Regions from separate parts of the Mus musculus genome. Here all the other regions are linked to region 6. Evidence: chromatin loops called from intact Hi-C (ENCODE). Cell type or tissue: heart. All regions are shown on one strand. Region 1 holds the start of 4930526H09Rik (RIKEN cDNA 4930526H09 gene). Region 2 overlaps 4930526H09Rik (RIKEN cDNA 4930526H09 gene). Region 3 has its middle 69 kb from the start of Gm33172. Region 4 has its middle 77 kb from the start of Gpbp1. Region 5 has its middle 37 kb from the start of Gm38397. Region 6 has its middle 64 kb from the start of 4930526H09Rik. Region 7 has its middle 9.6 kb from the start of Gm32990.

What was found. Hi-C counts contacts between places; a loop is a spot of excess contacts. Peaks named below come from ENCODE experiments on the same cell type or tissue, not always from the same donor. Only the 100,000 strongest peaks of a DNase experiment are listed, where the experiment ranks them.
Region 1: a loop joins it to region 6, with 4 times the contacts of the local background. A loop is called at or near these places in 5 of 42 quality-filtered maps.
Region 2: it touches region 6 in a loop (2.9-fold over the local background); 6 of 42 quality-filtered maps call a loop at or near these places.
Region 3: it touches region 6 in a loop (2.7-fold over the local background); 8 of 42 quality-filtered maps call a loop at or near these places.
Region 4: it touches region 6 in a loop (11-fold over the local background); 23 of 42 quality-filtered maps call a loop at or near these places.
Region 5: a loop joins it to region 6, with 4 times the contacts of the local background. A loop is called at or near these places in 5 of 42 quality-filtered maps.
Region 7: it touches region 6 in a loop (5-fold over the local background); 7 of 42 quality-filtered maps call a loop at or near these places.

What each region holds. Positions count from the first base shown.
Region 1 is chr13:110,901,286-110,905,285 of GRCm38, forward strand. It overlaps 4930526H09Rik (RIKEN cDNA 4930526H09 gene), which reads right to left and starts at 2,561. Exons shown (of 3, transcript NR_131194.1): 1 at 2,084-2,561. It overlaps Gm38397 (predicted gene, 38397), which reads left to right and starts at 2,214. Exons shown (of 5, transcript NR_131193.1): 1 at 2,214-2,242; 2 at 2,482-2,539; 3 at 2,793-2,958. In heart, no CTCF peak of the experiment used is centred here; a DNase peak (open chromatin) is centred at 2,146; H3K27ac peaks cover 2,274 bases.
Region 2 is chr13:110,892,033-110,896,032 of GRCm38, forward strand. All of the region lies in intron 2 of 4930526H09Rik (RIKEN cDNA 4930526H09 gene), which reads right to left. Among named protein-coding and RNA genes, the nearest start is that of Gm38397, 9.5 kb to the right of the region's middle. In heart, no CTCF peak of the experiment used is centred here; a DNase peak (open chromatin) is centred at 2,049; H3K27ac peaks cover 550 bases.
Region 3 is chr13:110,750,444-110,754,443 of GRCm38, forward strand. No RefSeq gene overlaps it. Among named protein-coding and RNA genes, the nearest start is that of Gm33172, 69 kb to the left of the region's middle. In heart, no CTCF peak of the experiment used is centred here; no DNase peak of the experiment used is centred here.
Region 4 is chr13:111,411,133-111,415,132 of GRCm38, forward strand. No RefSeq gene overlaps it. Among named protein-coding and RNA genes, the nearest start is that of Gpbp1, 77 kb to the right of the region's middle. In heart, a CTCF peak has its summit at 2,232 (motif pointing left); no DNase peak of the experiment used is centred here.
Region 5 is chr13:110,864,760-110,868,759 of GRCm38, forward strand. No RefSeq gene overlaps it. Among named protein-coding and RNA genes, the nearest start is that of Gm38397, 37 kb to the right of the region's middle. In heart, a CTCF peak has its summit at 2,155; no DNase peak of the experiment used is centred here.
Region 6 is chr13:110,966,300-110,970,299 of GRCm38, forward strand. No RefSeq gene overlaps it. Among named protein-coding and RNA genes, the nearest start is that of 4930526H09Rik, 64 kb to the left of the region's middle. In heart, CTCF peaks have their summits at 2,011 (motif pointing left) and 2,221; DNase peaks (open chromatin) are centred at 1,022, 1,982 and 2,462; H3K27ac peaks cover 1,584 bases.
Region 7 is chr13:110,557,128-110,561,127 of GRCm38, forward strand. No RefSeq gene overlaps it. Among named protein-coding and RNA genes, the nearest start is that of Gm32990, 9.6 kb to the right of the region's middle. In heart, a CTCF peak has its summit at 1,756; DNase peaks (open chromatin) are centred at 1,054, 1,724 and 3,634; H3K27ac peaks cover 618 bases.

The DNA.
Region 1 (4,000 bases), 65 kb before region 6:
GGACTGTGGGAAATGGACCTCACTGCCATTCCTGTTTGGGATTCTTTTATCTGAATAAAGATGGCTCACCTTAAATGGCCCTGCTGATTACTGATTTGCTACATCAACATGCCTTTTCCCTGAATCAGCACAAATCAGAAAGGCCATCACACCTGGCTGTTACAGTGGCTACTGTGGCCAATCTCTTGTTGCGACAGCCTATCTCAACATTTTCTCTTCCAAGCTATAGTCAACTCTTTTATGTGGATTATTCTTAAGACATTCTCTAACAAATATGTGCTACTCTATTTCCTTTTCAGAATCTACTTTCTGTGGACATCTCCTACTATATAACCTCCATATTAGCTAATGTCTCCTGAGGAAGATTAAAAAAAAAGATTAAAAAAATTATATTAGCCCAAATTATGGATGGATTACGGATGACTTAGCTACATTTGGAGTTTGAAAAACATACAGTAAATGATATTTATAATTCAAAAGGAAATAAGCTTTTGAAGTGAACTCTGTTTTCAAAAAACCTAAATATTAGGAAACTGAGATGACCTGATTTAGAAATATATCAACTCTTGTCAAGTATTTTGTGTATGTGTATTTATGTATGCATATGTGTATATAGGTGTGTGTATGTATATATGTATGGGTATATATTTGTGTATGTGTATATTTATGTGTTGTGTATCTATATGTATGTGCATGTATGTGTGTATATGTACGTAAATGTATGTGTATATTGTTCTATGTGTAGGTGTGTTTATGTATATGTGTGTATGTATGTGTATGTGCATGGATGTATATGCATGTTTATATATGGGTGTGTTTGTTTATGTGATGAAGACAGTACACCCCTCAGCTACAGACTAATACTGGCTGTGGTCTGCTGGGGTTGGGGAAATCACTGTCTTCACTAAAGTGTCCACTAGTAAGTTATTTGTGTTCCAGTGCTCACTGGTTAAATGCAGACAGCCATGAACCAAAGCCAATCATTACCAAAGCCTTAAGTCACACAAGCAGAATGGGGACTAGGAGTTTAGGAGGAGTGCCTGTGGGGGTGGAGAGAAGGTAGGAGCTGTAGATGACAGTTAGCATCTGTTCCTATTAAGAGTGAACCTTCCACAGTCCTTTATTCCACCAGAGGTCTGTTAGCAGTAAGTTAATTTTAGGAATAGTAGTGAGAACCACTTCTTTAGACACGAAGTTCTATTCTCAATCAAATTTCATACCACATAGCCAGACTTATCAAACGTGATGGGTTTTACTAAGAATGTCACAAATCGCACAGACTTGTTCTCTGATCCGTTGGCATCATTCCATAGCCCATGCATCTCTCTGCCCCTTTATTTCCCTGGAGTAGGTGAAATCTTCCCATCTCATGTTCTTCCAGGGTTCTAGAAGCTATTTGAGGATGGAGAGTTAACAGCTGACGCTCTGACACCTTGGCCATAGCTGTCTATGATGACTCTGTGTCTTACATAGTCTTCATTGCATTCAAGACGAGCCATGCAACAGTTGTAGGAAACAAACCATCATTTTCATATTTTTGCATTCCTGAGGATTAAGTGTAAGACATTGCACATTCTAAGCAAGCAAGCACTTTGCCCACAGAACTTCACCTTTAGCCCTGAATTGCGGGAGAAAAAGGCTAAAGAGGAAGATAAGAGCCAGACAAAAAAACTTGACTTCCGTGATAAAATTCTTGGGCTTGATACACAGTGACAAGGAATTATTTTTTGGCTTAAACAGGAGCCAAATCTGTTTGTTTTAGACCATCATTCTGTCTAAAGTATGAAAGAAGAAACGGAAGGAGACTATCACTGTTGTGTCAGGAACGTCTGTGAGGACATGTGTACATGTATGTCTGTACCATAAGTAACAGTACAAGAAGGAGAAGGAGAAGGTAGAGGCTCAGCTGGAGCAGCGGTCCTTTGTATCTGAAAAGAGAACTCGCTTCTCTGCTCTGTGCTGAAAAGAGCCTCTGGGTTAGCAGGTTTCTGGTTAGCTTTGCCCAGAAATATTTACTGTCAGCAGCCTGAAAAACAGAAAACTTCAGGATGTTTCTCTCTCTAAGGCCTCAGATGACACTTACAGCAGCAGTTGTATTTCCTCTTTGGCTTCAGCTGCCTCTGTGCACGCATGCTCCAGTCCTGGCTGCAGTCCAGGGATCCCACCCTTGGCTGTGGAAACACTACTTCCTCTCTTTGTCCACACAGCCCAGCGCTGATTATAGCTTCCTGCTACAGCTAACGTGAGTGGCCTTGTCTTCTGTTTGGCATCTCACCTTTTCCATCATCCAAACCAGCAATGCTCTGAGGACCAATCTTTCTCTCACCCAAGATAGATTTCAAAGGTGTTCTTTATCAGATGGACCCCAACTGATACAAGAAGGGGCACATTTCAGAAACACGTAGGAATCAGAACTTTGGGAACTTTTTGAATATATCCTTTCTGACCTAACTTCAAGTTGGCCTCCTGTGTTGCTAACAGATGTATGCTGTATTGATTCCTCAGTCTTGTGGCTATACCTTCACTACAGCCATCCATGGTAAGCTAGTAACCTTAGAAATAAGAGATCAAAAGCAACAGGATGCTTGTATAAGAGGCAGACGAGGCTCTGCAGGGCTGACATGCCATAGAAGCCAATCATGTTCTGGATCTCCCAGGACTCAGACTTCCAGAACAAGAAACCTGTCACAAAGGCCAGATCCAAATGGCTCAGCTATCAGGACTTGACTAGGATCATCATGCGTGGTAACCTAACAGAAGGACGTTTTAAAACACTTCCTTTGGTCTTGCAGAATCCCGACAAAGGAAGGCCAGTTTTGAGTGTCAGTAAGAAGATAAATGTGAAGCGCATAGCTGCCTGCGCCACAGAAACCAGCACAGCGCGAGGACAGAATGGAGCATACGCAGTGAGCCTCACCACTTCAGAGACTTAAACAAACTGGAGGCATGCTCTGTAAGGTGATGGAGGTGTGGTGATGTGGCTGGAGCTCCAAAGCAGAGAGCTTACAGGAGAGCGGTCACCTCTCTCTGGAGAGCAGAAGCATTGTGGCCTTTGAGCTACTCGTGGGTGTTATCATGAGCTTCCTCTATCACTGTATCATTCATAAGCTTGCTTTCCAAATTGTTTCAGATTTACAAAAATGCCGCCAAGGTGGTATAGACTCCAGTGATTCTCAACTTGTGGATAGCAACCTCTTTGGAGGGTCATATGTCAGATATCCAGATAGATACTTACATCGTGATTCAAAACAGTAGCAAAATTAGTTATGGAGTAGCAATGAACTAATTTTGTCATGGGATTCACCACAGGGGGAGTTGAATTAAAGGGTCTGCAGCTTTAAGAAGGTTAGGAATCACTGGTATAGAGGATGTCTTTATTTCCCTCTATTCTGTCTGTGGTTAATATTTTACTGTCATATATTCGTCACAGTTTTTTTAAGTCAGTACATTACTGTTAAATAAACTCTTCACTTAATGTGAAAGTCACTAGTACCACCCCTCCCTTCCCCAGGATACCACTGAAGGGTTAAAAGTCTCAGGTAGACTGAGAAAATCCAGACTGGAAACTTGACTGGTAATAACACCTGGCTTCTATTAAGATAGATAACACACTAACCTCCTTTGGTGTTTTCCGCTGGGACCCTGCAGGGGAACTGACCTCAGATAGAAGCTTCTATCCCCAAAGTCATTCCTCTTTCCTATAAAATCCCCTAGCCCACTGTGCTAATGTAAGTAGCTTCCATTCACTCAGAGAGACCTCTCCCCTTCAGCTGTTCAGATTAAAGGGCAATTCTGCTTCTATATACAGAATATATATTTATATATGGTCTGTCTCCTCTTTCTTTTAACTCTGTGCTGCCTCTATCAATCTGGATCTAACTACCATCACCTTAACAGTTAGAAACATTTTAACTTTATTTTCAATCTATACTAATTGTTAAGGAGAAAAGGAACACCCTGAGAACTTTCCACAATCATGACTATTGTTCCAAACTCTAGG
Region 2 (4,000 bases), 74 kb before region 6:
GAATGTAGAACCCTCCCCCTGCACAAAATGTGTGTTTTCCACAGGATCTGTTCCACTTCCCTTTGTGGCTGCTTAGCAGATAACTAAGACTAGCTTCCAGCATAATTAAGCCAAAGATATACTAGAATCTCAAAGAAAGGAAGAACGATACTACACCGCAAAGGAGCTGCAACTCTTGGCCACTGTGCACCAGGAGGATGTAAGAATTGTACGTGAGATTGCATGTTGAGGATGTGTGATGAAGGAAACTAAGTATAACATGGATTTTGATATGAGAATTTATAATACTGAGAACACTTACTCAATATAAAGGATCTAGAATACTGGCAAAGACCACAGGAGATCATGCAACCTCAATTTATCTGCACATGACCATCATCACCCTTGTTCAGAAAGAGATGTGATCCAAAGCCAGACACCATTTACAGACTCATCAGGAGCTACAGGTTTTCTTAGCAGTCTAAAGAAAGAAAAGGAGGAAGATCAGGGATGTCATGTCAAGGAATATAGATAAATGTATGAGTAGGTTCAAATCATAAAAATGAGTCGATCACACGATGATCTCACCACATAGCATCCATTGTAGAAAGGGTATTAAACACAACTATTGCCCACTAGTTATTGTTTTCACAAGGCAATACTAATCATCAGGTACCACAAAGCCATTATTATATAATAAGGCAAGGAAGATTAAGTCTGGTACCAGGTAGCCCACTTTCTGGGTGTTCCTCTGCTCATTTACCATCACAGATAGAAAAAATGAAGCAATTCTGACTTGATAAGTGCATGATAATCAGATCCCAAGATTATTCAAGACTGGGGCTGTGGGTTATACCATAAGGAAGTAGTTGGAGATCGGAGAAGATAGGTAAACATGAGGGAAATCTAGAATTGACAACGAAGGGAGACCGTGAGTATATGTGATAACTTTTGAGAGAGGAATCCACAGCTTCACTGACTCCTGATTTCCAGTCTACCTGAAGAAAAGAAGTTCAGAAGAGTGTTCAAGAGTTACTTCAAATATGAAATGGACAAATCCAAATGGAGCAGGGATCATCTGTGGTAAACCAAGTAATGCTATGTTTGGTCTGCTTCTCAGGGTAAAGGTTCTTCCTGCTCCTTAAGTGCTATCAGAGCTCATCAGCTGCTAGTCCCTTCTCAGAGTGCTTAAACTGTAAAGAGCCCTATGGCCAATGTTATATGCCTGGTATTGATGCCCACAGCCAATGACTGTCTGTCTCAGGCCAGTGAAGGTCAAACCCTCGTGGATAGCTCTGAGGGTCCACTTCAATCCTAGACATCTCTTTAAAACTAGCCAGCAAAGATTCCGTACTTGTGTCTCCATCAACTCCTTCTGCCTGATCATTTTCTTTGTCTTCCCTTCCAGAGGTGTTTACTGTCTCCAAGAAGACCATGCAATAAGCAGTCTATATCCTCAACTTTATTAAAGAAGAAAGTCGCTTTGGAGTCTGGTTGTGTATATTGTGCAGAACAATCATCTCTCCTCATGAAGAGGGATAACCCTGCCGCGTACAACCTGTGAATTTCTGCTCAGCTCAGATTTTACTAGAGGCTTTAACTTGGCCTGGAAAAGAGAGAGGGGAGGTGACCCTGAGGCAAGTTCAGAGTTAGGGTTACCATTTAGTATGCCAAACACACAGATATGCCCCCCCCCTTGCTGCTGACAGTTCTCAGAGGCAGTGTTTGACACCAGGAGGCCCCCAAAAGACAAACTGTAAGATTACAGATGAAGCAGCAGAAGAAAGGGTACAGCCAACAACTTCTTAATAAAGATTGCAAGGAGCCAAGTTTTTATTCCAAATAACCATAACCTTGGCAGACGAAGAGAATTCTGAGGACAGAAGAAAAGCTCCAAGTGTTTATATAATTTCAACAGGGGAAGACCTTACAGAACCTAGGAAGGGTGGGACCACCAGGGCCTGGCTACCACACTGTGATGATTACCCCCTAACATGTTGGAAATTCACCTTTAAACCTTGTTTGAGTCAAAAAGTACAATAGGCAATTCATTCATTTCCTCCCACGGGACCCAGCGCATGTGGCCATCTCCTGAGGAAGGCAATCATCGCCTCAGGGTGGTCTGCCCGAGCATCCGTCCAAGCCTTGATTTAGAGGAAGCTGGATCCTTGTGAGTGTCTCAGAAGTATAAGCACAAGATTGGAAAGCAAGATTGGGAAGTGTCTGTGTGCTGTACTTCTCAGTTTGACACACACGCAGCTTCAAATCCCACAAGATACTTTTCCTAGATTATTTCATGTTCATTAATTATCTTCATCCCAGCTTCTAGGTAGAAGAATTTCTATTAACTTGTTTTTTTTCCTTTGTTTTCTTTTTTTTGAAGCTCTTCTCTTCAAATTGCATTCTTTTTGTATGCTATAATGTGGGGCAATATTCATACTGTAAAAAGGCATAGCCTATACTCACTGTGTATCGTTAGAAGCGAGAGTAGATTTGAAAACAGATTAAAGTGATAGGTCACAAACTGAAAAGGAAGTCCAGGCTGCCTTCTCTGGAGCAGTGGCCTCACTTCTGTATGTCTGCACTCCAAACCTATGCTGTTCTTCAGTGATGTACTCAATATTACCTCAGACTGAACCACCACCCGCCAAGCCCTTAAGGCTGGAGTGTTTCTTTTATAATTCTATTATAACACTTATCATGGGCAGTCTGTGAGTAACTGTGTTCTTGCATCTTGAAGACAAGAATCATGTCTTCTATATCTTGGACTTAAAGTAGAGGAAGAAAGGGGACTATTTTTTAAGTTAAGACAAGCTAGTTTTCAGAATTTATGTTTACTAGTTGTAAGTAACTAGCCTTTTGGTTGTTTTTCTATGTATGCTTTCTAAGTAAGAGTGATGTGAAAGATGAAGGTAGTGATGTTTATGAAGCTTTTCAGACATCCTCATAGAGCATCTTCTAATAGCTTTTTCATTATTAGCCTAAATAACCTTAAAACATCAAAACAACAACAACTAAGTATCCCTTAAAGATTATTCCCACCCACAGTCGAAAAATCAAAGGTATGAGGTTGTTGCTATCGTGGCCATAAATCAAATGGTAATGAACTGCACAACGTGTTAGGGAAATGTAAAGCAGCTAACCAAGGTGATTAGCAGAGAAGTCTTGCAAACTGTGTGGGTGAGATGCTCGCTAATAAGGGATGAGGGATGGCAGGGAAGCAGTATTCGGTACACAGAAGCAGTCCGGTTGTGAAATCTCACAACCACGGACCTAAAAAAAATGCCCACGGTGAGCCAAGAGCAATTCCAAGGAAGCCGAGCTGTAGGTGAAAACATCCAGGTTGGGAAAAGGAAAAGAGGAAAAGAAAGCCCTGAGTGAGGAGGGAGAGGTGGGGAGAGGACTGGGTGATAAGTCAGAGAGAGGTCAAGGGAAGGAGAGATACCCTTCGAAAACAAAGGCCGCTGTTGTGCCCTGGTCTACTAGCTGCTGAGTTCACTTCAACATGTGCTCGGAAAATCTCCCTTCACACTCATCAACCACGCCCAGCCCTTGCCAAGTTCCCGTAAAGGACATGGAGATGTCATGTACAGGTCACTGAAAAGAATATGGAAATATATTAAATGCTCTTGGTTATTTTTCTAAAAATATGAGGCGTGCTAATTGGACTCAGTGGAGTATTAAAAAACAAAAAAAACAAAAAAAACAAAAAAAACACCAGAGTCCATAAAGTTGGAATGGAGAGGCAGGAGGGAGTTGAAGTGGGTAGGGAGGGGATGGGCAATAACATAATACACTGTATATTTTTAAGGTTAATACTTATATGGTCAACTGGTAAAGATGAGGAATAAGTACGTAACAAAAGCCAGAGTCTGACCCAAGACACTTTTGCATGAGAAACACTACATAAAAATCTTCGTGACTGACGTTTTCCAGAGATCTCGCGTCCATCTCTTGTCTGTGTGGTCACCTAACACTATGGAGTTGTTCTTTGCCACTTCCTCTCTCTGCAGTTCCCGTT
Region 3 (4,000 bases), 220 kb before region 6:
TCCCTTTCACCTAAGCAGCATATTTTACTACTTCAAATATATAATGTAATGGCACCTATATATGCAAAAAAAGTTGTACAGACAGACATACCCCAGGAGAAAGGCAGGATATTTGTGCCCATCACTTATCTCTGATGGGCAGGATTGCCCAGGATTGAGGAGCAAAGCAGCCAGGTCAATACCCCGTTCTGAGAAGCAGCCTTCTATGATGTACAAGGAGCACCTGGGTCCCAAGAGACAGAAAGCATGGGACTGTTGGCCAGTGCTGGGGTGGAACACTGAAGAGAAAAGATCATAGACCCAGAATCTCTGGGTGCCTGCCCCAAGGCTGCAGTTTCATGTTGTGCAGACACACAAGGTGAGCCATGGCTTAAAAATGTTTTATTAACTTTTGCTTCAAGGGGGGTCACATTTACAGAGATTTATTCCTATGAATTGTTATACTTCCTCTATTTATTATGAGCTCTTGTTGCACCTAATTTAAAAAAAAATCATCTTCATCAAAGATGCAAATAAAAAGGAAAAAAAAGGCAAAGAGCAACAACAAAATCCTCAACCCACTGTATACATAAGATTTGGTACTGTCTCTTACGGTCACCTTGAAGAAACATCGTTGATAACTTCTAAAGATACAAGGTTTCATTTGGCTCACACTTTGGGAAGCTCCAGTCCAAGGTCAAGTGAATTAAATGCTCTGGGTCTCTGGTGACCATGCCAAGCAGCCGTAGCAGGAAAATACGGGCTAGGGTCCTGTGATTCCTTCTCAACCTGTCAAGACCCTTTTGCAAATCAAATGACTTTTTTTTTTTTTTAAACAGGGGTCACCTAAGAGCACCAGGAAGCACAGATATTTAGGGAATAATTCATAACTGCAACAAAACTACACTTATGAAGTAGCAACAAAATTAACTTATGGTTGGGGGTCATCATAACATGAGGAACTGTTTTAAAGGGTTGCAGCAGTAGAAAGGCTGAGAGAACCACTGCTGTAGAAAATGCCCATAAAGACCCAAGTACCACTCATAGAACCTAACTTCCTAAAGTCCTTCTCATCTCCAAACAACATCTCCTTAAAAACAAAGTCTTTGATACCTGGGTCTCTGGGTGGACATTCAACATTGAAACTACAGCAATATTAATATCTCAGTCATGCCCTGGGGTTATTGAAATAAAACCCCTGAGGAAAAAGAGGTCTACTAAATTAATTAATGTATTGAGATCTTCAGGTCATACATTCTAGGCTTTATAACTAGGTAGAAATGAAGATAAGGACAAGGGTAGAGAGTATCATAGGGAATTGGAATTATTCTATGTCAATGTAAGTTGTCAAGAATTTTCATAGTGAAACAGTATGCTTAATAGCCATTAAGGATTAAACCTACAGACCAACTTGATCTGGGCAACCCCCTCAATGAGACTCTTGCCAAGTGATTCTGGAGTTTGTTGAGTTTACAATGAAAACTATCCACAGCAAACACCATTCAAAGTTTATATAAAATCCATCCCTATCCTTTCTCACACTTGGGCTTTGACCTGTACACTTCATGTGTTTAAACCATAAGTAAAACTCATGTTTCAAAGTGCAGTGTTTCCACTTCATAGTAGGGGGAATACTGGGGTATTCTAACTAACTTTCCAACATCTTTTAGGGAGGAAACAGTGTATACCCATCTACCCTTCCTACCTTCCTATCTTTTTCTTTGTGTGTGTATGCACATGTGAAACATTTCAACAATGAGGATGTCTTCAGAAGTCTAAGATTTTCATCAAGCAAAGCCCTGTCTACACTTCTTTCAGCAGTAAATATCAAGGACATTCATACACATGTCAAAAGTATGTTTTAATCCTTTTTGACCACTTATGATGACATGTGAGACTTCACTTCCCAAGATAGGATCTACTTATGTTCTTATCTTTAATTCTATAATAGTTATGAAGCATAATTGTAATGAAATGGAGAGATTATCAGAGCTATTAATAGAAAATATTTGAGTAAGCAACTCCATTGTATATACAAATACACATATAATATTTAACTTGTCAAGGTATATAGTACAATGTTGAAATTCATCATTAGTGCCATCATTTTTATTCAGCCTGGTGGTGTATACATTTAGTTTCAATATTCAGGAGTAAAAGCAAGCAGATTTTTGGGAGTTCAACGTCACTCGCGTCTACATAGCAAGCTCCAGGCTACATAGGGCTATATGGTGAGACATCTTATAAAACAAATAACTTATACTGTAAATATATTTTAACTATTTTACTGTTTCTTCTATTTCTGTAGTGTTGATTAGCTGCTCTGAGATTTCACTCCTTCGTAACTCTTTGTCAGCTCTAACATTTTCATTCTCTCTCCTGTGTTAGACTTGCATGGTGTTTTCTCACTGGTCCGTTTTTAATGATTAATTCACTCACAGCCAGGTAGTGTTACATTTAACACATGGAACTGGGATTCAGTTACCTGTACTGTATCCAACAGACCGAAACAAAGGGATCCCTCTGTGCTGGCAGCCTTGCAATGCAGCTAGAATCTCCTGCCTCCCTCCCATGTGTAGTGTCTGAGACAGGCCAAGTTCACACCCCGCAGCCTATTCAGATGCATTGGACCCTGAGTTTAGAAGGCACTAACTTGCAGCATTCTGCCCTCCTGGCACAGTCCTGAAATTTCTAACAATTTTATCTTTGAAACTGTATTATGCCTATTTCTATTGGTAGGAGATTCACCTTGAGAAAAAGTGATAAATGATGTTTGGGGATTTTGAAAAGAAGCAAAACAATCATCTCAAAATCTTGGGCTGAGGCATAAGCTGTGGAATAGAAGAGAGGAGCAAGGTAAAGTGGCTTAACACTGTTGAGACCTTCAGAAAGCTTTTGTTGTTGTTGCTCTGGTTGTGGAGGTTTTGTCTTGTTTTGTTTTTCTCTTTCTTATAAAGGAACTCATGTATCCCAGGCTGGCCCCATTTTGCTATTTAGCCCAGGATAGCTTTGAACTTCCGATCTTATATCTCATCCCTACAAATACTTGGACTATAGAGGTGTTGTACTACCATATTTAGCATTTGATTGATATGTTTGTCATTATTTTTTTTTTATTTTTGTGCACTTTTCTATAGAACCATCTTCATCCATGCAATATAAAATGGGGAATAACTGAATAATTAAATCTAAGCAGAGTTAAAAGTTTTCTAGGAAAGTATAATACTGATCGTAAGGGCCCAGCAGAGTCTATAGGATGTAAGTTACATGAGAAAGAAAATGATTTGATCTCAGAACTGGAGCTAATGATGGGTCAAGTGGATTCAATGGTTGGATGAACTGTTTCCTTGGTTGGGCTAAAAAGAAGAAAAGTTGGAGATCTGTATGTAGGTATCACATGTGAGCAATCAACAGTGCTATTGCTAGTAAAATATGGACTGAAACAAGCCTAGGGTGCTGTGGAGGAATGGAGAGGTTCGCCCCACGTGAAACATGGTTTAGACTCAGTGTCAAGGGGAACTGGAGAATGTATAGTTGCGAAATCCATCCCCCAAGTAATAACAACAAAATTGAGAGGAGGAGATGACAGTGACCAGGAGAGGCAGTGAGCATTTGTGCCTGATTCTGAGCAGTTTCAAGGTGCCTCTGGCTGGTGGTGTACTGCATAACTGTCATTTTAACAGGACAGGCACAGAGGGAACAAAATCTCCTTCATGCCAAAATCTCCTTCATGCTAAAACAGATCAGGGATCTGGTGGAGTTGGGAAGTGAAGGATGCGTGTTCTCTTATCAAATAGTAAGAAGTAAATGGACGGGAGGAAATAGAACGGCTTTTTGTAATTTCAAAGTTCTTTGTTTCATTAATGCATTTCAATTCACTTAAAATATAGAGTCTGTCACAGTCAGGAAACTGGAAACAGTAGGTTGGATTCTTTCAGCCTCACTTTGTGTCCATATTATTTTCTACTGAATCACATCTGGTAAATTTGGGAGGATACAGGAATACATCAAGATCCTACTA
Region 4 (4,000 bases), 440 kb after region 6:
CACCTGGATTAACGTGGCCTTTCATCCCTTCCAGTCTCCTGGAAGTTAATGGTTTTTGGACTGTCATTGCACTAGGCAGATTGAATCACAAACGTCAGTTAAAGACACAAGTTTCGTTGCTGTTTACTAACACAGGATCTTAGTATATAGCTCAGCCTGGCCTTGATCTCACTATCTTCCTTCCTCATCCTCCCAAATGGAACATGCATGCACGATCATGCCTGGTGCATGTTATAATAGACTCTTATGAAAATGTAACATACACATATGAGTGAACATTGTGAACAATAAATATGCTGTACAGTTAAAAAGAAAGCTAGGGTGCTTTCATTTTGTTTTTCTTCACCAAAAATACTGCAAATATTTGAGAAGACAGACATGTTTGTCATCATGTAAACGTCACATAAAATGTACATTTATCAAGACATCATGTGGTACTGATAAATATGTAAAGATGTGTATACCAATTTTAAAATAATACTTCTAAAAATCTAATACTTACCTGACAACTTCTTAGCACATAAATGTCCTTTCTGGGTATAGAATTTCAGTTATGTGCTATGCGTGCATTCTTGAGATCTCATGTGCAATAAAAAGGATGGCCACAACACATAGCCCTGTATTATTCAGTTTAAAAGGAAATTTTTACAAACGTTCTTTCTGCCTCTCCCTCAGATACCACCCACTAAACTGGGTTGCTTGAGTCCCACAAGCAAGGAGGAAACTCGAAAGACCACATGATAAAGCCAGGCTGTAAGTCACTATCTGGGTTACTCTAATATAGTTTAAGAAGAAAGTAACGCTATGCCTGAGAGAAGTCTTCAGTGCTCCGGTGATTTCCCAACCAGATCAGGCATCTGGAGACTAGTGTTTTATGTATAGAACCTTGACCCCAGAGCTTTTGAAAAAGTAGCATCAAGATATATATAAAAGAGAGGCGAGTGCGAGGCGATGTTTCCTGCCATGATGATAATAGATTAAACCATTATCTGAAATGCAAGCCATTTTTTTTTAAGTAAGAATTGTTGTGGCCATGGTTTCCTCTTCCGAGCTATTGAAACCCAAACAAGGACAGGGTATACTTGGACTTGGACGAAGAACCATCAATGAGAAGAGGATGCTAGGTAGGGGACACCAAGGAAAGGGGCGCATGCTGCACACATGCCCCAAGGTCCTAGCGCTCAACCTTCTTCTGTGCTCTCTCATCAAACAACACACAGCCTGCCCCGTGAATTAGCTAACAGCAAAGTTATAGAAGGGATGAGGATGGAGAGCGTAAGACAACCTTGTCTGCCATCATGCCACTGTGGACTGCTGCCCGCCCTGCACTTATGATCACTCTTGGTAACCAGTAGTCAGTGTCTGCTGATAGATATATATACCAATGATCAATACACCACCTCTGTGGAACAGAGGTAGGACTCCTGAATTCCTATTTGAAAGTTTTGTGTGTGTGTGCATGTGTGTATATATATATATGTGTATATATATATATATATATATATATATATGTATATGTATATATATGTATATATATATTAAAGAATTATTACATTTGTTAAAGGACTTGTCATATATGGCAGGATTTATTTTTAAAACTGCCTTACAGAGGTGGACATTCATTGAAGTGGGGCGGCTAAGGATCTAGTGGGAAAGAAAGGTGTCATTCACCAAGACTCTTTGGTACCTTTTTTTTCCCCCAGAGAGTGGGATGGAGTGGAGTGGGGGGACATAGTTTCTCTGTGTAGCCCTGGCTGTACTAGAACTTGATCCATAGACCAGGCTGGCCTCAAACTTGACATCCACCTGTCTTTGCCTCCTGAGTGCTGGGATTAAAGGCATTCACCGCCACCACCAGGCCCTTCGGTACATTTTTAAATGTGTGTTTTGTTGTCAAATTACTTTTAAAAAATACATGTTTTTCCCCAAGGCAAAGTAAAGTCAGTGTCTAAAATGTCTGATTCTGGACCCTGGAATTGGAGAGAATGTGGAGGAGGGAAGCTATCTACTGAATCATTTAGTAGTTTGGTGGCCTTGTTTTTGTATGTAAAAAGCATTTCTTTCATAACTCTTGGGATTCTTGCAACAAGATACCTGTACAATTCTATGCATATATTAGCCTCACTTCCGTCAGAAAAATTAAAGCCATGATACTTTCTGGATACAAAGTTTAAACATTATCATGTGTGCTGTGCGAGTAGACATCAACAGCTCTTTGGCCCCCTCTGCTGGTCACTGAGATATATACCTGTGAAAATGATCTTCGAATATATTTGACATTTGTTGTCATGTCAGAAAAGGAATTATTTCCATTTCTGTGAGTCCAAAGAGCCTTTCTCCTTGGCCGATAATTTCACAAAGATCAAAGATATGTGTTTCTAAATGCTTCATCTGTATACAGAATACCAAGTAGAAATTTGCTAATCCCAGCACTCGGGAGGCAGAGGCAGGCAGATTTCTGAGTTCGAGGCCAGCCTGGTCTACAGAGTGAGTTCCAGGACAGTCAGGGCTACACAGAGAAACCCTGTCTCGAAGGAAAAAAAAGAAAGAAATTTGCTTCTGACTTTTGCTTGCTTTTCAGGTAGATTCGAGGAGCTACAGACAGAAACACTGGAGATTCATGAGTAGTCACAGTCTAAAGTTACTGATCGCTGGGCAGTGGTGGCACACGTCTTTAATCCCAGCACTGGGAGGCAAAGGCAAGCAGATCTCTGAGTTCAAGGCCAGCCTGGTCTATAAGGTAAGTTCCAGGACAGCCAAGGTTACACAGAGAAACCCTTATCTTGAAAAGCCAAAATAAACAAGCAAAAGAACAACAAAAAACCCAACAGTCTAAACCTTCCCCAACTCCTGTTCAGGAGAGGATTGTTCTGGAAGAGAGCCAGTACTAGCGAGAATCTACAAACATTAGGTACTAGATACTATTCTTGTGTATCTGGTGGGCATAGATAATTCCAGGGTACCCTATGGATTGTCACTATTTTGGATTACAAATGCAATATACAATTGCCTTTAAAGCTATACAACACTTTATTGTTTGTAAATTTTTAAAATCTCCTCCAGTCAGGTAGAGCACATGCATGTATCCAAGAACCTGTGAGGAAGCCGGAAGATTGTGAGTTCGAAGAGAACCTGGCTACACTGACTAACTCTGTGGTAAAATTCTGACGTGCAAGCAGTTCACATTCTACCGCTCATAGCAAGCCGAGCGTGACAGCACAAATGTGTAAGCCTGTTTCTTAGTTAGGGTTCTATTACTGTGAAGAGATACTACGACCAAGGCAACTCTTATAAAAAGAAAGCATTTCATTGGAGCTGACTTACAGTTTCAGAGGTTCAGTCTATTATCATCATGGCAGGAAGTATGGCAGCATGCAGGCAGACTTGGTGCTGGAGGAGCTAAGCGTTCTACATCATGATCCAAAGACAGCCCAGGAAGAAACTGTCTTCTACAACCAATCAAGAAGAGGCTCTCTTCCACACTGAGTGGAGCTGAGCATAGGAAGAGATCTCAAAGCTCCCCCTGAGAGCAACACATGTCCTCAAACAAGGCCATGCCTCCTAATAGTGCCACTCTCCGTGGGCCAAGCATTCAAATACATGAGTCTATCACCACCAAACCTATCCAAACCACCACAACTGAGTACCAGTGAGTGGAGACTGGAAGATGCCTGTGTTTGCTGGCCAGTTAGTCCAGCCAATCACTGAGTTCCAGATTCAGTATAAAGAGTCCCTGTGTGGTGGTTTCAGACCCTATCAGGTAACATGAAAAGCACCACACACACTACATACATAGGCTCATATATTTGAATGTTTGATCTCTAATTTGTAGAAATGTTTTGAGAAGAGTTAGGAGGTATGGGCTTATTGGAGGGGTTTTGTCACTGGGGACAGGAGGGAGGTGAGCTTTGAAGTTTCGAAAGCCCACGCCAGGCTCATTCTGTCTTTCCTCCAACTTGCAGATAAGATCTACTGCCCAAGCACCATGCCTGCCTGCCTG
Region 5 (4,000 bases), 100 kb before region 6:
ATGATGTAAAGAAGGCTAGTGGGAACACAGGAAACACGCATACAGCTGTTCTGCTGTAGAATCAAGGCCACCTCTCTCCCACACGGGGAGTACTCTGTGTACTTGAACGAGCAAACCTTTCCAATTCCAGTTAAAAGGGAGCAGGCCACTGAGCTGAAGCTAGGCACTCCTACAGCTTGGTCAAGAAACACACATTTTTGATCTTCTTGATCATCCCACACCGAGCATTGGACATATTCTACTTCCTTGTTCTCAACTATTTGTGGGATTCCTCCACCTGTAGTAGTTGACCAATGATCCAGCATGGTCTTGGTGTCAGGTTGCTGTAGAGAAAATACCCATCATGCTTTGCTTTGTAGGCTAGCCTCAGGTTCAGGAGGTGATCTTCCTGTCAGGGCATAATGACTTCCTTCTAGCCTCCCTGCAGATACCTGGGAACTTCCTACTCATCCTCCACAGGCAATACAAGTGTCATTATCTCAGTAGCCTTTTCCATACTTTATGTCAGGCACAGATATGACAACTCCATCCCTGAGTTCATATTGTATTGTGAATATTTCTATCATGTGATAATTCTAAGACACTGTTTTTTTTTTTAAGATTTGTTTTTATTATTTTTAACTGTGCATACATATACGTGCATGTGTGGTGTTACATGTGCCCACAGAGGCCATGGGCACTGGATATTTCTGGAGCTGGAGCTACGAACAGTTATAAAATGTCTCCATAGTTACTGGGAACTGAAATCAAATCCTCTGCAAGAATGATACAGGTTCTTATTACTCACTGAGCCATCTCTGCAGCACCACTCGAATGAATTCTTTTAATTGCTTAGTTTTTAGGTATTTACTTACATCCAACCCTTTAAGGGTTGTTTCAAATCTATTTTTCATACAAGGTGTGTGTGCTATAGACATCCTGATGGTTGTTTGTTCTTAGGGATCTCGTGTTAGGAACTCTGAACCAAGCCTCTGTGCCTTGCCATTTATGTTTTTCCTTTGATAATTACATTGACTGGCACATTGATGCACTTGATAATACCTGGATAAATGAATGGGAAAAAAAAACAAAAGAAAAGACAGTCTACCTACACACATGACGCCATTTTCCCTAAGAAACACATGCAAGCGACCCATAATCGTTTCAGAAAAAACATAAATATTAGAGAGTCTGAAGAAATATCTATAAATTCCTGACTCATGGTAAATCCCCAAACAGGCTTCACAGACCCGTTGGCCTCATCCTGTCTGGACTCTGCTGTAGGAGAGACCATGAAACGTGGGCAGAATTAGTTACACCCAAACTCTGAAACCCAAGCCGTGGTAATTTTTCACAGGGCCACAGGTTAAGTGAGGGAAGATTATTTCCACTTTCAGACCTCTGTATCCCTTACAGACTATTCAAAGGCAAAGGGAGATGAATGTACTCTGACTTTGGGAAAAATGGTGAAACTTTATCTCTTAGTTTCTCCCCCCAGATGTCTTCCATCTGTTATATTGGCAATGCACAGCTATATGTCTCACACTGGTGGTGGTGGTACTGAGTACTAAGAAGAAGACTACCCGAGGGGATACAGGGCCACCTGGGACAGGGTAGGACCAGAGAACTCTTGCTTAACATGTAGTAATGACCAGGAGCTTCTGGCCTGTGAACAAACACACTCTTTCTTCTTCCTGCCTGTTCAGAGGTTCTCTGTGAATCTCAGCAGGGCACACCTAAGGAAAAGAATCTTCCTGCTTCTTTCTTCTCTGTGTGACACTGTTTTAAGTCTCGGAAATTATCCTTCATGATATACCTGCTTGAGTAAGTTTCAGCACATTTAAATGAGAGAGGCGAGGAGGGGGAGGGGAGGGGGAGGGGAGGGGGGGGGAGAAGAGGGGGAGGGGAGGGGTACAGGGAGGGGAAGAGGGGGAGGGGAGGGGTACAGGGAGGGGAACAGGGGAGGGGGAGGGGAAGAGAGGGGGAGGGGAGGGGAGGGGGAGGGGTAGAGGGAGAGTTGTTTTCCTTTGATGGTAAACTCTACCATCTCCTAGGGGGAAGTTGGCAAACTTTTATCTACTGCGGATAGAGCCTAGAACTGCCCAGGAACTAGCTCTGGAGTGCGAACTGCTCACAACCTTCCTGTTAGCAGACAGAGGTCTCTAGTGGAAAAACAGAGCAATCACAGGTTTTATTGGGTATAGCCACTGGGGAGGCCCTGACATTGCACATGGCCTTAAAGAGCTAATAACCTGGCTGCTTGCAAATATAGAAGTCTGTACATTTGCTCAAATTCTGTTAGCCACATGTCTGTGGGAATTTGGGAATGTGCAGAGCTAACTGGGGTTGGGAAGAAACCTTTGAAAAACTACTGTGTTGCATTCAGGTCTTGCTTTTTCCTCCTCTGATCTGCTCAGACCTGTTTCTGGTTGGAAAGGTTAGAGTTTCAAGGAGATCTGAGTCCATTAATAATGTATGGCAGTCCTCTGTAATCGGTAGTTCTGTGTGGCTAAGGAAATTACCATGAGTTCCTTGAGAGCAAGCTGGAGGTTTGTAAATAGCTCCGTGATATCAGAACAAGCGTCCGAATCTTTCCTTGTGTAGACCATGGCCGTGTGTGCAGACTTTCCTTCCAGACACTGTGGATCTTGATGTCTTTTTTTGCTTTCCTTTTTCTTTTCTTATCTTAGGAAACTACAAATAATGTAAGCCTGTCTAGAACATAGAAACCCATTCTGGGGTTTCATATGGTTGTAGGACCAACATTTTGATTTCAGTGAGGAGTGGGCTTAATACATAGTCAATGACAGCCTTTAAACCCAGGCTGGCTGTTTGGGAAGTAAGTGTGTTCTGATGAGTAATTTAAGAATCTTTCTGTTTTCTGTCCTTGAGGACAGAGAGTGATTTTCTGAAGTGCAGACACATTGGAAGCAGTTGCCCCTACACGGTGCTGGGAAAGTTACAGTTGGGGAGCTTAGCTGATTTGAAAAGTGAGAAAGCTGGCCTTACTAGTTCCCATTGCATTCACTAAATTCTAAACTTGCTCCTGGTTGATGTCCCCCAAACCAGAGCTATGTCAGGTTTTTGATAGAACAGAGAATTCATGTGGACACCCTTACTGGTAATACTTACATACAGCAATGATAATTACAACCCATCATGTTTCAAGACCTCACTTAGAAAAGCAAACAGTCCTCTAAAATAAGTAAAATGTGAATGAAATGAATAGATTTTCACAAACAGCAGCAACAGTGATCACCATGCAGTTTTAGGCTTGGGAAAGTGGTGGTACTCCTAGGGTCTCCCCCCTCAGTCTCTGTAATAGGTAATACTACATGTAATATGCTGGTGTCCCCTGTGGTAACGTGTAATACACAAGGTTGTCAATGGAAGTCTTTTGACCCCAGTGTCTGAGGTGTCTGGTTCCGCACAAGTCTTAGCAAACATTCAGAATTATATTTATAATTAATACATGAGTATAATCCAGTGGTGTACTTTCAAAAACAATTCTATTCATTTTAATAAGTAATCTTCAGAGGAACTTTGTTGAACTTTTCATACTAGGTTTGAGATTAATCCTGCATTGGCAGACTGTAAAGCTAGAAATCAAAGAGAATAAGTCGAATATTTAACATTTAGTGGGATGAGAAGGTAATTGAAAAACAAAAGTTCCAAGATCAACCCCCAACCTATTTTAAAACTTGAATTCTACCTCTTCCTCAACAACTCTCTGCTATACCTATTTTACACATAAGGAAAGGTTAAGACATTTTAAGAAGCAACAATGGGCTTCTAATCCATGTAGCTAAGACATCAAACAGGTGGCCTAGATCTGATGGGATATATTCTTACAAAGAAGAAGAGTTCAGAACATAAGAATGAAGTAAGTTTGGGTGGAATGAAGAGGCTACAGATGAACTACAATTGAAAGCAAAAAGAAATATGGGGCATGATGTATAGCAGCCTACTGTTTGGCATTCTGGATTCAGTTTAGGAGTTGCCCCACCCTGGAGCTATGCCA
Region 6 (4,000 bases):
TAACAATACCTATCTTGCAGGCTACGAACAGGCCGTTCTGGAGATTGCTATCAACCCCTTCTATGTATATATCTCCCTTTTGTCCATCTGGGAAATAAAACATGAAACAATATGTCTGCTGCAGATACTCTTTTCCTAGACCTGATATTAGTGATAACCGTTGCGAACAATTAAAAAAATGTTTTAAAAATTCTTTTAAAAAGAAGAAACATGTTTGCTCTTCCTTAAATGATCTTAGGGTAGGCATCAGCTTTAAAATGAATCTGGAAGTAGTTTACCTTTGGTCCTTTTATGCATACACACACACATGCACACACATGCATACCTACACACACAGGTTTACCTAGAGCCATACAAGAGGCAACAAAGAAAAAAAATCCCAAGAAGGCTCTCCATTTACACAAATGTAAAAGTCAAGGGACAACCTTGTTGAGCCAAAATATTGCACAGTTTTCTGTCATTCTCTCTTGGGTTGCATCTGTGTTAAAAAGATTCTCCCCAAAAGTGGCAAGGGGCACCCTTTCCTGAATTCCCAGCTCTTGTCAGGAATAACAAATTTCTAAAGAACTAAATTAAAAAGAAAGTTCAAAAAGGAAATCTCTCTTCTAGTCTTTCTTATTGCACAGTACAAATGGCTAAGGACTCCAAGGGAGACCACCATAAACTCTGTAGAACAAAGTGTAGTATTTCACTGTGAATTAGCCTGTTAAAAAAAATGTTACAAAGCAGAGCTCATTGTTTTAGGATTTACTGTTCCACACATCCTAAAGATATGATAAGAAACTATGAAGTCAGCACTGTAGCTATTGAGACAGCGAGAGCAGACAAGCTCCATCCAGAAACAAATAGATTTCCTACAGACCTGTGATCTTGCTTATCTAAGAGGAAGGTTTTGTTTGCTTGTCAATCAAGCAGAGCAGATCTTCTGGGCGCGCGGCCACACCTTGGACTGGGGAAGCTCAGGAAGGAAGGAATGTGGGAAGGAAGAGGGGAGAGGCCATTTCCTGATGGGTCAGCTGCTGGCAAGTGTCTGGACCCTGGGAAAGCTGTGGTGTAAGCCTTCCTCTCCTTGGAGAGCAAGCAGAGCAGCAGGAACAATGGTGTGAAACTCTGCCGGTAACTCCCAGGTCACGCCTGGAGCAGCATGGTCCACCGGCAGCAGGTTATGCCTCAACATGTCCTGGACTCTCGGCAGCCTGCTGTTTAAACCTCCCTGTGCAATCCCTCTGCCAACATGAAGCATATTCTCAAGGCAATTTCTCTCCAAGGGAGACAAAGAGCATCTAGCACTGGGTTAACTGAAAAGCCATGGCATGGGAGAAAAGGCCTTCTAAGACTCTCAGACTGCCAATCCCAGAGATCTTGACTGACAGTTCTTATGTTTTAACATCCCAAGTGATCTTTTTATGTTCAGTTTCTGATTAATCTGCAGAGCATCCTCCTGTGTTAGGCTACTCAGGATCTGTAGAATGAGTTAAAAGACACCATTCCCTGCTCCAGGCTTGGTCTCCCCACGCTCTGAAAGGGCTGTGCCAAGGAAACTTACTTCTACTGTTAATGTCTCAGCTAAAAGGTGCTTAATCATTGTAAGAATTTCTTAGCTGGGCGTGGTGGGTACATGCATATAATTCCAACATGTGGGAGGTGGGGGCGGGGCCATCAGGAATTTGAGGTTATCCTGAACAACATAGTGAGTTCATGTCCAACCTAGAATACAAAGTACAAAATCTGAAGAAAAACGAAACAAAACTACAAAAATGAAAACAAGGACCAGCTGGGTTGGTGCAGAGGAAAGCCAAGATAAACCAAGAAAAAAAAAAATAAAACACATCAATTTAAAAATACCTTATTCAATATTCAAGACAAGATTTCCTACTGTTCCTAGTCTAAGAGACTAGTTTAGGGTAATCTCTTTCCCTCCCTTCCTCTTTCACACAGTGTAAGCAGGGCATTTGGCTCCTCCCTAGCACAGTGCAAGCCTCCATGTTCTTTAAATCTGGTACATTCCTGCCCTCTAGAGGACAGAGTTCCAATCACTGCTAGGATCAAACAGTTGCTTTGTGGAGACTGAATTGTCAAATTCATAGCCGTGAAGTACTCTTGGCTCACACAGGCACAACAGCTTTCAAAAAAATAATCTTTCTTCAGGTGATTCCCAGGCATCAAATTTACCTAAAGGTCATTTTTCTTATAAACAGGAGTAGTTCGTTGTTGGTGAAAATGTAATACCATATGGATTTATTTCTCTGTTTTTCCTACACGTGCTTAAATTGGCCAAAACAGTGGCAATGAGCTTAAGCCAATGTCTTTGGAGCTTCTCCCTAATCCTCACCCCTCAGTTCTCAACACAGGAGTCCAAGAGCGCCAGGAAGATCATCCAAAGAAGTCATTCTTCAATCCCTTTAAGCCGATGGGGCTTTGCACTTCCCGGGCAGGATTGAAGCAGCCAGACACATGCTGTCGCCTTCTCCTCCACTAGGAGAACTTCCTAGCAGAGCCAAGAGGGCCAAGTGACGTTCTCCAAGTGACGTTCTCCAGGCCACAGAGTTGGATTGAGGCATATGGTGCAATGGAACCCAAACTGCTGATAATGTTTTTAAGCCTGTGGCATCAGTTTTCTATTCAAAGACCAAGCCAGAGGTTTGCGTTATTTTATTTTTAGTTACATAGACACCAGGCTATTTATCACCAGGGACAGAAGTGAATCTAGCACTGCCCCCTGTGTGGTGGTTTGAATGAAAAGGGCCTCCATAGGTGCAGAGGGAGTGGTACTATTAGGAGGCATGGCCTTGTTGAGGAGGTGTGCCACACTGGAGGTAGCTTCGAAGTTTCAAATGCTCAAGCCAAACCCAGTGTCTCTTTCTCTTCCTGGTGCTTTCAGATCCAGATGTAGAACTCTCAGCTACTTCCCCAGCACCACACCTGCCCAGATGCTGCCATGCTTCCTGCCATGATGAAAATGGACTTAACCTAGAAACTGTAAGGCAGCCCCAATTAAATGTTTTCCTTTATAAGAGTTGGGTAGTCATAGAGTCTCGTCACAGCAATTGTCACTCTCCAACATGTGTCTATTTCAGACTAGGTCATGGCACCATTGGATATGGTGATCTTCCTGGTTACAGTCATCTATATTCTGGAACCTTGGAAAGTGTTTGTGATGCTGGCTGTCCTTTTATAACAACTTTCTGGCCTTTGTTCTCTTCCGTTTATGAATAAGAAACTAAGGAATATCACTAGACCAGGCCATAGAGCATACAACTGTAAGATCTCTTCTGCTCTAAAATGTGTCATTTCTGTTTCATCACGAAGTTTCTAACAAAGAAAAGAGCACTAGATCGATGCATAAATTACTTCATCTATTTGCTTTTAAAATAAGATGGGAACTGACATGCCTTAGGCTTCATACTTCACCGGCAGAGCTAGGGCTAATAGGGATTCTTAATTTCAAGCCAGTCACTGTACAAAGTCTATTATAGCTCCTTTCTCATCCTCCTCCCCTGACACACACACCAGCTGCAGAGGTCCACCGTGAAATCACCATACACATCAGAAAGATGTTGTCTTTGACAGTTCCTTCCTTGCTCTCTCCACTTAATCATCTTCAATGCTGCATCTTTCTAGGGTGTGCAGATGGCTACCAACTCCAGTCCCCCAAACCTGCCTCACAGTTATGTCTGACTTAGTGGGCCCTTATCTATATCCAGGTTGGAATGAAACTTTGATTTCCCAGGGCACAAGACAAAGTATGTCAATAATGAGGAGAGCAGCTGGACCTAAGACTCAATATTTGAAGGACTATGGGAAAGATTTGAAAACCAGAGTCTGTCTAGAATTGGAAATTTTCTACTTTTCTAAAAACCCACTCAAATGACTGTTGGGGGAAGCCCGGATGATTTCTCAGCAAGTTGGTTTCTGCTTCTAACGTCATGTTCAAGTTCTCGTCTGATTATGACTTACTAGAAGGTGACTTTAAAATGGCATATGGGTTAAATTGTACTTC
Region 7 (4,000 bases), 410 kb before region 6:
GGGTACATATTTTGCCAAACCAGGCTGTCCTGCCTGGGGCAATTCCAAAGTAGAGGTGGGTGCTGAGCCAAAGCGATCTCTTTTCATGTGCACAGACCTATGCACCTCATACCACCACCCCAAACCTGGAATCACCATCACCAGCATCATTACTGTGCCCGGAGATATATTAGGAGTGGCTACAGCAGCAACAGGACCATCAGGGAAGAAGCAGAATTTGTTAGATGTAGTGATTAGGGTTTGGAGCTTTTTGCTGTTGTTGTTTTCGTTGTTTTGTTTTGATTTTTTTTTTTTTTTTTGCTTGTGGATGTATCTCCTGCTATTTTTTTCCATCAAAGGAATATTCTGTGACTAGCCCTATGTTCGAGGGCAGGGTTGCTAAATACCCAACAGTAAATGAACATTCATTTGAGCAGCAAGTCCTTCCCCATGCATGTGCTGTGTTGAAAGCTGACCATACAGCTGCTGTGAGTTCTCAGCGTTCTGAGCCAAAGTTCAGATCCTGGGGGCTTGGACAGATGTTCAGGAGGAAAGCAACTGTCCATTCTCTTTTGAATGCTAGCCTACAAGGATGCTTGAGATGGGAGGGGGGAGGGAGGGAGGGAGGGAGGGAGGAAGGGAGGGAGGGAGGGAGGGAGGGAGGAAGGGAGGGAGGGGAGAGAGGACTCAAAATCTTAGTGGCAGATCTGGGCAAAGAAAAGAGGCAGGTCCTTCTTTCCCATTATTATACTGGTTAAGAATCAACCGTGAGCAGAATAGGGGAGAAGTACTAGTAAAAAGGGGACAGGCAGGTCATGAGATCTTAATAGCTCTTGTTAGTACACTTACTGACAATGACGTAACGCAAAATGTCTGGATTATAATTCTAGTCAGGAGCACTGGGCACAGCATCACGGTGTCTGACTCCTTGCGCACGTGCAGAGAGCAAGGTTACTCCGAAAAGAGATGTAATTTTCCCAACCGGGGTAACTCATTTATTTTGATAGCTGCGGGCACACAAAAGAGAGCAGGCGTAGTTGTTAGTTGCAGGTGTTCTTTGGAGTGTGCAGATTGGCAGGGTCTGCGTGGTGGAAAACGTATAGACTTCCTCTCCAAATAGAACCTGGGAAATCATCCAACACGTCCCACTTTCCTGAGAGGAAGCAAGATGTGGGGACGGGAAAGCTGTGTCAATAAGGCAGCGCGGCAAAGGCTTTTGTGATTGTTTTCGTATCATAAATATTCTGCTGCCCAGCTTATGAGCGTGTGATTCCAAACAATGGTAATTTGCTGACATTCTTCAACAAAACTGTGAAGGACTCGGGCTTGCGGTCCCTTCTCGCGGAATCCTCTGTACAATAACACAGAGAGGAAATTTCACGACTTGGGCCACCCTTATGAAACCACAAACGCTAATTAAGACGAGGAAGACTGAATTTCCACCCTGTAATAGGCCCAGAAAGATGACCACGTGAGCTTCGCAGGAGGAGTTTCCTGCTTTGGTGCATAGCTTCATTTCTAGGATAATTTTGAGCTTCGTTCCAGAAGTAATTTATCCGACAGTTCAGGGTCTGTTTCCCCAAATACCTCTGTGAGGCTTCCAACAGACATTAAACTAACTCACCTTCATGGATCCAGTGTTACAGTAGCACAGTTTCTCATGTATGACATTTATCCATTCAGACTTAATCACACAACTTGCCAATTCAACTCAGTCAGCCCCTCCTCTTCTTCCTCTGGCTGCAATGGCCCCAGACATCCTCTAGGTCATCTTTCCTCAGCAGCAGCTGCTGCTTCTAGGTGACAGCAAAGCAGAGCAAAGAGAGGCATCGCACCTCTTGAAGTTCCAGATACTGGGTTCTGTAGCCTAATCTGGAAGACAGTTCAGGGTTAGACACATCTCTGAGGACAGTAATCCTTATGTCTGAGTTACCTTGACAAAACTCCGAAATCAAAGCTGGGTCTATGGCAAGTTTGTTTCATTATAAGGGCAACAATGTATCATTTGTCATCTGAAGGGAAGCTTTGCGTCTTAACAGCTACTGAATAGGCATGGAGAGAGCTGTCACTGTTAGACAAAACTATTTTCTTGTTTTGAAATGGGGGTCTTGCTATGGTGCTCAGGCTAACATTGGTCACCTGGCACATGCCATCCATCTTGTCTACCTCCCAAGCACCAAGGACTATAAGTGTGTGCCACTGTGTTTGGTTCTACTCATGCAATAGAGACAGGAGAAGACAACTGGTGTCATGTTCTGGACCAGGCTCTTCCCTTGAGTAGGATAACCTTATAGGGTGGCTTGACACTCAGGTTTCTCCAGGCATACAGCTTCTTATCTTTACTGATCACTCTAGGTCCAGATATAGTTCAAAATGAAGGAAAGAGACAAAGATTATAACAAGGGCCAAGAAAAGCAATTGATGTACTAGAGTTTGCACGTCAATCCACAAATCTTTACATGATCCATGGCCTTATATTCTAGGCATAATTCTGGTTTACTAACTCTTTTTGACATGTAAAGATTTCATTGATGTTCTAGAAATCAAATCTAGGGCTTTGTATAGGGTCAACAAGTATACCACAGCCGAGAAATATCCTGCATATATGTCATATGTTGTTCAGTATTTCATCTACTGCTCAGATTTTCTGTTTGCCAACAATGTATGTAACTATCTTTATTTTTATATGCAAGAAGTTCTATGAGACACTGGGCATACATGACATTCTGGTCTCCAGAAAAGTCATCCTCTGAGACTCAAGGAAAATAAACACAGAAGCAAAACCAGTGCCGTTGATAAATGATGGAGCAGAGGGGAAAGCAGTTGCTGAGACAACAGGCCCAAGCTCTGGGGGAAAAAATGCTAGCAATGACATATAAGCAATGACATATAAGATGAAAGAAGGAAGCTGGGCAAAAGTAAACCTGGATTATTTGCTATTTTAACAGCCGAAAGACAGAAAAGAAACTGTGTGCGTGACAAAGTAAAGAGTTATAAGAAAAAACATTACCTATATGGGATACTATATATGATGCACAAACCAAAGAATTGGAATTCTATTTTCGAAAAGGGAACATATAACTCATACACTCTTTTAAACATCTTTTCTTTTGACCCTATATCCCCTAGCACCGATACACATACATACATGCATATGTCTGCATACCCATGCATGTGTGTGTATACACACATATACGTACATCTAAGTATGCATATTGTGCTAGTCAGTTTTCTCTTACTTTAACAAAATCCTGACATAAATCAACTTTTAACCAAGACAAGTTTATTTCTCTCACAGTTTCAATTCAAGTTTGGGTCTGAGGATAGTGAGACCACATCAGATTGGAGAACATGGTGGAGCAAGCGTTTCACTTCATGATGTCTGTGAAGCAAAGAGCAAGGAGGAAGGGAATGGGTTAGGTGTCCAACATCCCCTTAAGTGCCTTGCCCGCATTGGCTTAAGGCCTGCCATTTGCCTGCACCACCTAAAGGCAACACCACCTCCGCTGTGGATCAAGCCTCCACACGGGCCTGTAGGTTACACTGAGTCAAACCATAGCACGCATAGATGTAGACCTTCTCCACAGGAGCTCTGTTCCTCAGCCCCGTGTTAGCCCAAAACAGCAGGCACTTATGTAAGAGGAACTCAGGCAGTACAAACTTCTTAAGGACACTCGGAACTTCTCCGTCTGTTTTGGTTTTGCTTCTGCAGTTTCCTCCCTGGCAAGCTTCGCTCTCCGTGTAAGAGAACGCCTGCTTCGGCTCCTTTTAAACATGACTCAGTGGGTGAAAGTACTTGTGCGAGCTTAGAGGCTGGAGTGTAGATCCCGAAACGCAAATTAATGTCAAATAAATTAGTGAGGATGGGTAATCGCATCATGCTTACATTGAGAAAAGAAGACAAGAAAATCCCAGGAACCTCCAGGGCTGGCAAGCCTGGTGCACGCGGAGGCATACAGCCTGGAGACATGGCTGGAATGTACCTGTGTAAACAGACACACCTTCACATAATACACACAAA